2 separate regions of the Homo sapiens genome follow, and region 1 is linked to region 2. Evidence: chromatin loops called from intact Hi-C (ENCODE). Cell type or tissue: mammary epithelial cell. All regions are shown on one strand. Each heading gives the region's core, and the rest is flanking DNA. Links, peaks and the distances in the headings are about the cores only.

Evidence for each region. Peaks named below come from ENCODE experiments on the same cell type or tissue, not always from the same donor. Only the 100,000 strongest peaks of a DNase experiment are listed, where the experiment ranks them.
Region 1: it touches region 2 in a loop (2.9-fold over the local background); 2 of 110 quality-filtered maps call a loop at or near these places.

The regions. Positions count from the first base shown.
Region 1 is chr12:118,355,827-118,358,749 of GRCh38, reverse strand. All of the region lies in intron 1 of TAOK3 (TAO kinase 3), which reads left to right. Among named protein-coding and RNA genes, the nearest start is that of TAOK3, 16 kb to the left of the region's middle. In mammary epithelial cell, for the core only: no CTCF peak of the experiment used is centred there; DNase peaks (open chromatin) are centred at 1,099 and 1,699; H3K27ac peaks cover 2,355 bases.
Region 2 is chr12:118,270,616-118,273,538 of GRCh38, reverse strand. All of the region lies in intron 1 of TAOK3 (TAO kinase 3), which reads left to right. Among named protein-coding and RNA genes, the nearest start is that of TAOK3, 100 kb to the left of the region's middle. In mammary epithelial cell, for the core only: no CTCF peak of the experiment used is centred there; a DNase peak (open chromatin) is centred at 1,558; H3K4me3 peaks cover 295 bases; H3K27ac peaks cover 2,066 bases.

The DNA.
Region 1 (2,923 bases), core at 179-2,678, 85 kb before region 2:
ATGTGCTCTATTTAATTTAATTTGTAGTTTGATATTCCACAAATAAAAGTGGCAATTTTTCAAAAAAATTTAATTTTTTTCTTTCTCCTGAATAACTAAGGTAAATGCTGAGCATGAAATACAATACCAATATTTTGTCGGAAGAGTCTTTTAAATAAAAAACTTGAAATATACTGAAGGTCATCTTAAATGGATACAGTTTATGCTAATGGATGATATTATTACTTTAAAACAATATTTTACAATCAAGCTACTCCAAGTGGCACACTATTCATCCTAGAGATCTTTAAAAGTAACAAGCCTGCCTCCTATTTTTCTTCATTCACAGAAAGGGAAAATAGTATAGAAAGCAGAGCTGTTTCTTGAATGTAATACCAAATTTAGAGACAGAAAAGTCAGAGGGTTTGGTCACATTTATTTTGTTTTGTAACTTTTTAAATCAATTTAATACATAGAGTTAGCTACTTATGAAAGTATAAAAATAAAACATGTTGGCCATTCGGTTATTAACAATTTATGTGACTACTATAGTCCATAAAATGAATTTAGTTTAAGTAGGAAAACAGATACTTTTTTTTTGACATGTCATCATTTGTATGTTAAAAAGTTAATGCAAAATATGTTATAAATCAGGAAAGCTACCTTAATAATTTCTTTACCAACTTCACTAGTCTCTTGGAATGAGGTTTAAATAAAATGCATAGGCTAACATGTGACTGTCATATCCAAACTCATAATACTGTGCAGGTTAAATGTGTAAATTAAGTCTTATAATTATGCATAGGATGTTTTCATTTAAGAAGCATTGCAGTGGATATTACTAATGGGGGCGCTATTCTTTCTAATGTATGAAAAAGGAAATTTTAAGTGTCAAATAATCTTTAAAATGTGATGTCATATAGCACGTTCTTTTTCCTTAAGATTTATGCATGTTTAAAACTTAAAAGTACAAATTATGTTAATTTCAGCTTTCATTGAGAGGCCTTTTATGATTGTCTGAATGTTATATTAGCAGTCCAGAAATATCCCAGTCATAGCTTGGATGGGGGTGAAGCAGAGGAAGTGGGTGGTGCTTCGTGATGACAGATTATTGCAGATTATATGGCTGCCTGCCAAAATGACACTCGTTGAAGGGAAAAGTAGAAGTTACAAACTCCATCCTATTAATTTGTACATGTTTATTTAACCACTTATAACTGTTTGCTTGTTTTATACATAGATGACAAGTTTTAAACTCCTGAATTACTTAAAACGTGCTTAACCTTCTCTAGTTTATTGTGGCTATATTCCTTATCTCTGATCTGCAAAGATCACACTGACCCTTTTGTGGAAAGCCACGTGTTAGCAGAAAAAAGATGGGGGAAGGATGACAGAATTTAAAACTACAGCTGCTTTGTTTTCCAGTTAAAAATAGTTCTGAGTTAAAAACGTAAGGATGTCCCATCACATGTGGACAATTTATATAAAATATAGCATACTAATACAAATAATCATGTCTTATGAAAAAGTTTATAGTTCTAGATTGTTCTGGTTTAGCTTGAAATTGAGATTCTTACTGTTGCAACATAAAAGGAAGCTTTGTGAAGGAAATATGACATCTCTGCCCAGATGCATAAGGAGGGAATTACAGTGGGGAGTTATTTTTAGAAGTATCTTATGAATACATTTCATGTACTGAGAACATTTTTTAAAGGTTAGTTTCACTGGTAGGAGTTATGCAAGTTGCTCGGGTCACTGGATATTCTATTAAGAAATCATTTTTATGTTACCAACCAACCTAGTTAGTCTTAAACTGGCTGATCTAAGTAGTAGCTTGCTTGTTTATTTAGAGACAGAGTCTCACCCTGTCACCCAGGTTGGTGTGCAGTGGCACAGTCATAGCTCACTGCTGCCTTGAACTCCTGAGCTCAAGTGATCCTCCTGCCTCAGCCTCCCCAGTAGCCGAGACTACAGGCATGTGCCACCATGCCTGGCTAATTTTTTAAAGTTTCTTTTTTTTTGTAAAGAGGGAGTCTTGCTGTGTTGCCTAGGTTGGTCTCAAAATCCTGGCCTCAAGAGATCCTCCTGCCTCTGCCTCCCAAAACTCTGGGATTACAGGTGTGAGCCACTGCACGTGGCCATATCATTTTTTTTTAATGTGACCAAATTGAGGCCGGGCATTGTTGCTGACGCCTGTAATCCCAGCACTTTGGGAGGCCGAAGTTGGAATATCACTTGAGGCCAGGAATTTGAGACCACCCTGGCCAACATGGTGAAGCCCCGTCTCTACTGAAAATACAAAAATTAGCTGGGCGTGGTGGTGTAAGTCTGTAATCCCAGTTACTCGGAAGGCTGAGACATGAGAATCACTTGAACCTGGGAGGCGGAGGTTGCGGTGAGCTGAGATTGTGCCACTGCACTCCAACCTGAGCGACAGAGCCGGACTCCATCTCAAAAAAAAAAAAAAAAAAAAAAGAAAGTGACCAAATTGAGAAGATATTGAGATCCTGTCAATACCATCAAATAGTAATGCAAGTTATCCTACTAAAAGAGGGGAGGGGACAGTTACATTCCCAGTGCATAGTAGTGTCCCATTCTCCTTCAGGAATGGAATGCCATGTTTTCAGTTCAAGGAAAGGTTGGAAGTGAGTCAAGGAAGCTATCATTTGTATCACACAATTCTTAGAATTGATGCCCTTCCCTAATTCTTTTACATGATCAGCAGCATATCCAGGTTTCTGGTATTTCTTACTTTCAGTTTCTGTCACATAGGTTTGGGATTGGCAGGATAGTTTAATGTTTAATAAGAGTGTGGCAGATAAACATGTCTGCCACCTACTAGCTTTGTGACTTTGCACAAATCCCTTAACCTCCCCGAAACCTCAGTTTCTTCTTCTGTAAAATTGATATAATTATAATACCTACTTCACAGGATTGTTGTGAG
Region 2 (2,923 bases), core at 298-2,797:
CCGACCTATTTTTTTCTTTTTCTTTTTTTTCTTTTTGAGACGGAGTCTCGCTCTGTCACCCAGGCTGGAGTGCAGTGGTGCCGATCTCGGCTCACTGCAACCTCTGCCTCCTTGGTTCAAGCGATTCTCCTGCCTCAGCCTCCCGAATAGCTGGAACTACAGGCGTGTACCACCACACCTGGCTAATTTTTTGTATTTTTAGTAGAGATGGGGTTTCACCGTGTTAGCGAGGATGGTCTGGATCTCCTGACCTTGTGATCTGCTTGCCTCAGCCTCCCAAAGTGCTGGGATTACAGGCATGAGCCACCGCGCTGGCCCTATTTTTTTCTTAAAGAGGCCCTCAAATTTGTTTACTCTGCAGTCCTCGTAAGAACTGAATCTAGCACCATATCTTTAAATGTCCTGAGATCCTTGGGAGGAATAGTAACAGAAGTTCAATCTTACATTAAATTTAAAATTTTCTTGATTACCCTCCAAAATAGTAAAGTATGACTTAGGGCAGCATGGTTCAGGAGAATAAATTTCTGTAATGGAAAATCAGAAGTCCTGGATTTTTTTTTTTCCAGACAAGTTCTTACTTTGTCACCTAGGTTGGAGTGCAGTGGCACAATCTCGGCTCACTATAGCCTCAGCTTCCTGGGCTCAAGCAATCCTCCCACCTCAAGCCCCAAGTAGCTGGGACTACAGGCACGTGCTACCATGCCCAGCTAATTTTTTTGTATTTTATTTCATAGAGACGGGGGTCTCACTGTGTTACCCAGGCTGTTCTCAAACTCCTGGACTCAAGCAACCCTCCCACCTCGGTCTCCCAAAGTGCTAGGATTACAGGCATGAGCCACTGCACCTGGCCAGAAGTCTGGGATTTTAATTTGGGGATAATGCTGCCACAGAGGTGTGATGTGATGCTTAACTTTTCTGAGATTGAGTATAAAAAGAAAAAAAGGAGTTGAAATGGTGTATCTTTAAAATTCTTTCCAGTATGAAACATTCTAATTCTTATTTACTTTATTAATACTGAAATATTGTGGAGTTTTCGAATTCACTGGCTCCAGGATAGTGCTGCCAGAGAAAAACATTGTTGAGAAGAACATTATTGTTGAAAAAAACATTGAAACACAACTAAGATCTTCAATGAATCATCTTTCTTGAAGTTTCTGGGAAAGGGAAAATTATTTTAAAAATATATATTTCTACTCTCTATCAAGTGTTCTTTCTTTCTTTCTTTCTTTCTTTTTTTTTTTTTTTTTGAGATGGAGTCTTGCTCTGTCACCCAGGCTGGAGTGCAGTGGTGTAACTCGGCTCACTGCAACCTCTGCCTCCTGGGCTTAAGTGATTCTCATGCCTCAGCCTCCCAAGTAGCTGGGATTACAGGCATGCGCCACCAGTGTTCTTTCTTATAGTAAGTTAGAATGTCTTGTGAGAAATAATTTACTTGATTACCATTGTTAGAAGGTTTCCATTTCTTAGAATAAAGAAGTGTTTGCGAAGAAAATTATTTCAATTGCACATCTCTGATGAAATCTTCTACTCCGTGCTAGTTGGATTGTTTATTTGGCCCAAGGGCCTAAAACCTGAAATACTACATTCTTGGCGCAGTTCTACATTCTCACTATAAATGTAATACCTGAGGTTGCAGGAGGTTAAGGAAGAGGGAAAAACTTATTTTATGCCTGTTATTTCATCTTATCCTCTTAGAAGAAAAAATATTCTTGTTTATCTTTTGGGGAAAGGATTAATTTGAATGGTCATTTTAATTATAAGATTGAAATGGAACAGGGAAGGTGATTTCATCAGATTTTTATGGAATATCTGCTACTTAAAGAAGCCGTAGGGCCCAGCATTTCCACTCATAGGCATATGCTCAAGAAAAATGAAAACATATATCCGCCTAAAAACTTATACATGAATAATTCTAGTAGCACTATCCATAATGGCCAAAAGTTAAAGCAGTCCAAATGTCCATCACCTGATAAATGGATAAAATGTGACATATCCATATAATGGAATATTATTTGGCAATAAAAAGAAATACTGATTCATGCTATGCATTGGATTTGAAAACATGCTGAGTGAAAAATGCCAGTCATGAAAGACCACATATTGTATGATTCCGTTTATATGAAATTCCCAGAACAAGGAAATCTATAAAGATGGAAAGTATGTTAGTAAATTTCTTAGGAATGGAGGGAATGGGGTGGGGCGAGGCTGGGGTAATAGCTAAAGGGTATGGTTTTGTGTGTGTATGTATGGTGATGAAAATGTTCTAAAAATAACTGTGGTTGGTAACGGTTGTACATATCTAAAATGCTAAATACTAAATATACTAAAAACCATTGAATTGTACACTTTAAATGGGCAGAGTGTATGATAGGTGAATTATATCTCAATAACACTGTTTTTATTTTTTAAAATATCAGGGGTTACAATGATTAATCCAAATGTGGACTTAGACAATTACCCTTCTCTGAAGAAGCACTTGCCATCCAGTTTTAGAATACTAACTATGTGTGTTGAAAACTGATGCAAAGGGAGAAAATAGTAGGTTTTATAGAAGTGACATTTAGCCGGGCGTGGTGGCTCACACCTGTAATCCCAGCACTTTGGGAGGCTGAGGCGGGCGGATCACGAGGTCAGAAGATCGAGATCATCCTGGCTAACATGGTGAAACCCCATCTCTACTAAAAATACAAAAAAAAATTAGCTGGGCGTGGTGGCGGGCGCCTGTAGTCCCAGCTACTGGGGAGGCTGAGACAGGAGAATGGCGTGAACCCGGGAGGCGGAGCTTGCAGTGAACCGAGATCGGCGCCACTGCGCTCCAGCGTGGGAGACAGAGCAAGACTTTGTCTCAAAAAAAAAAAAAAAAAAAAAAGTGACATTTAGCTGGACTGTAAGAATAGCTGAGATTTGGGCCTTATAAGCAGAG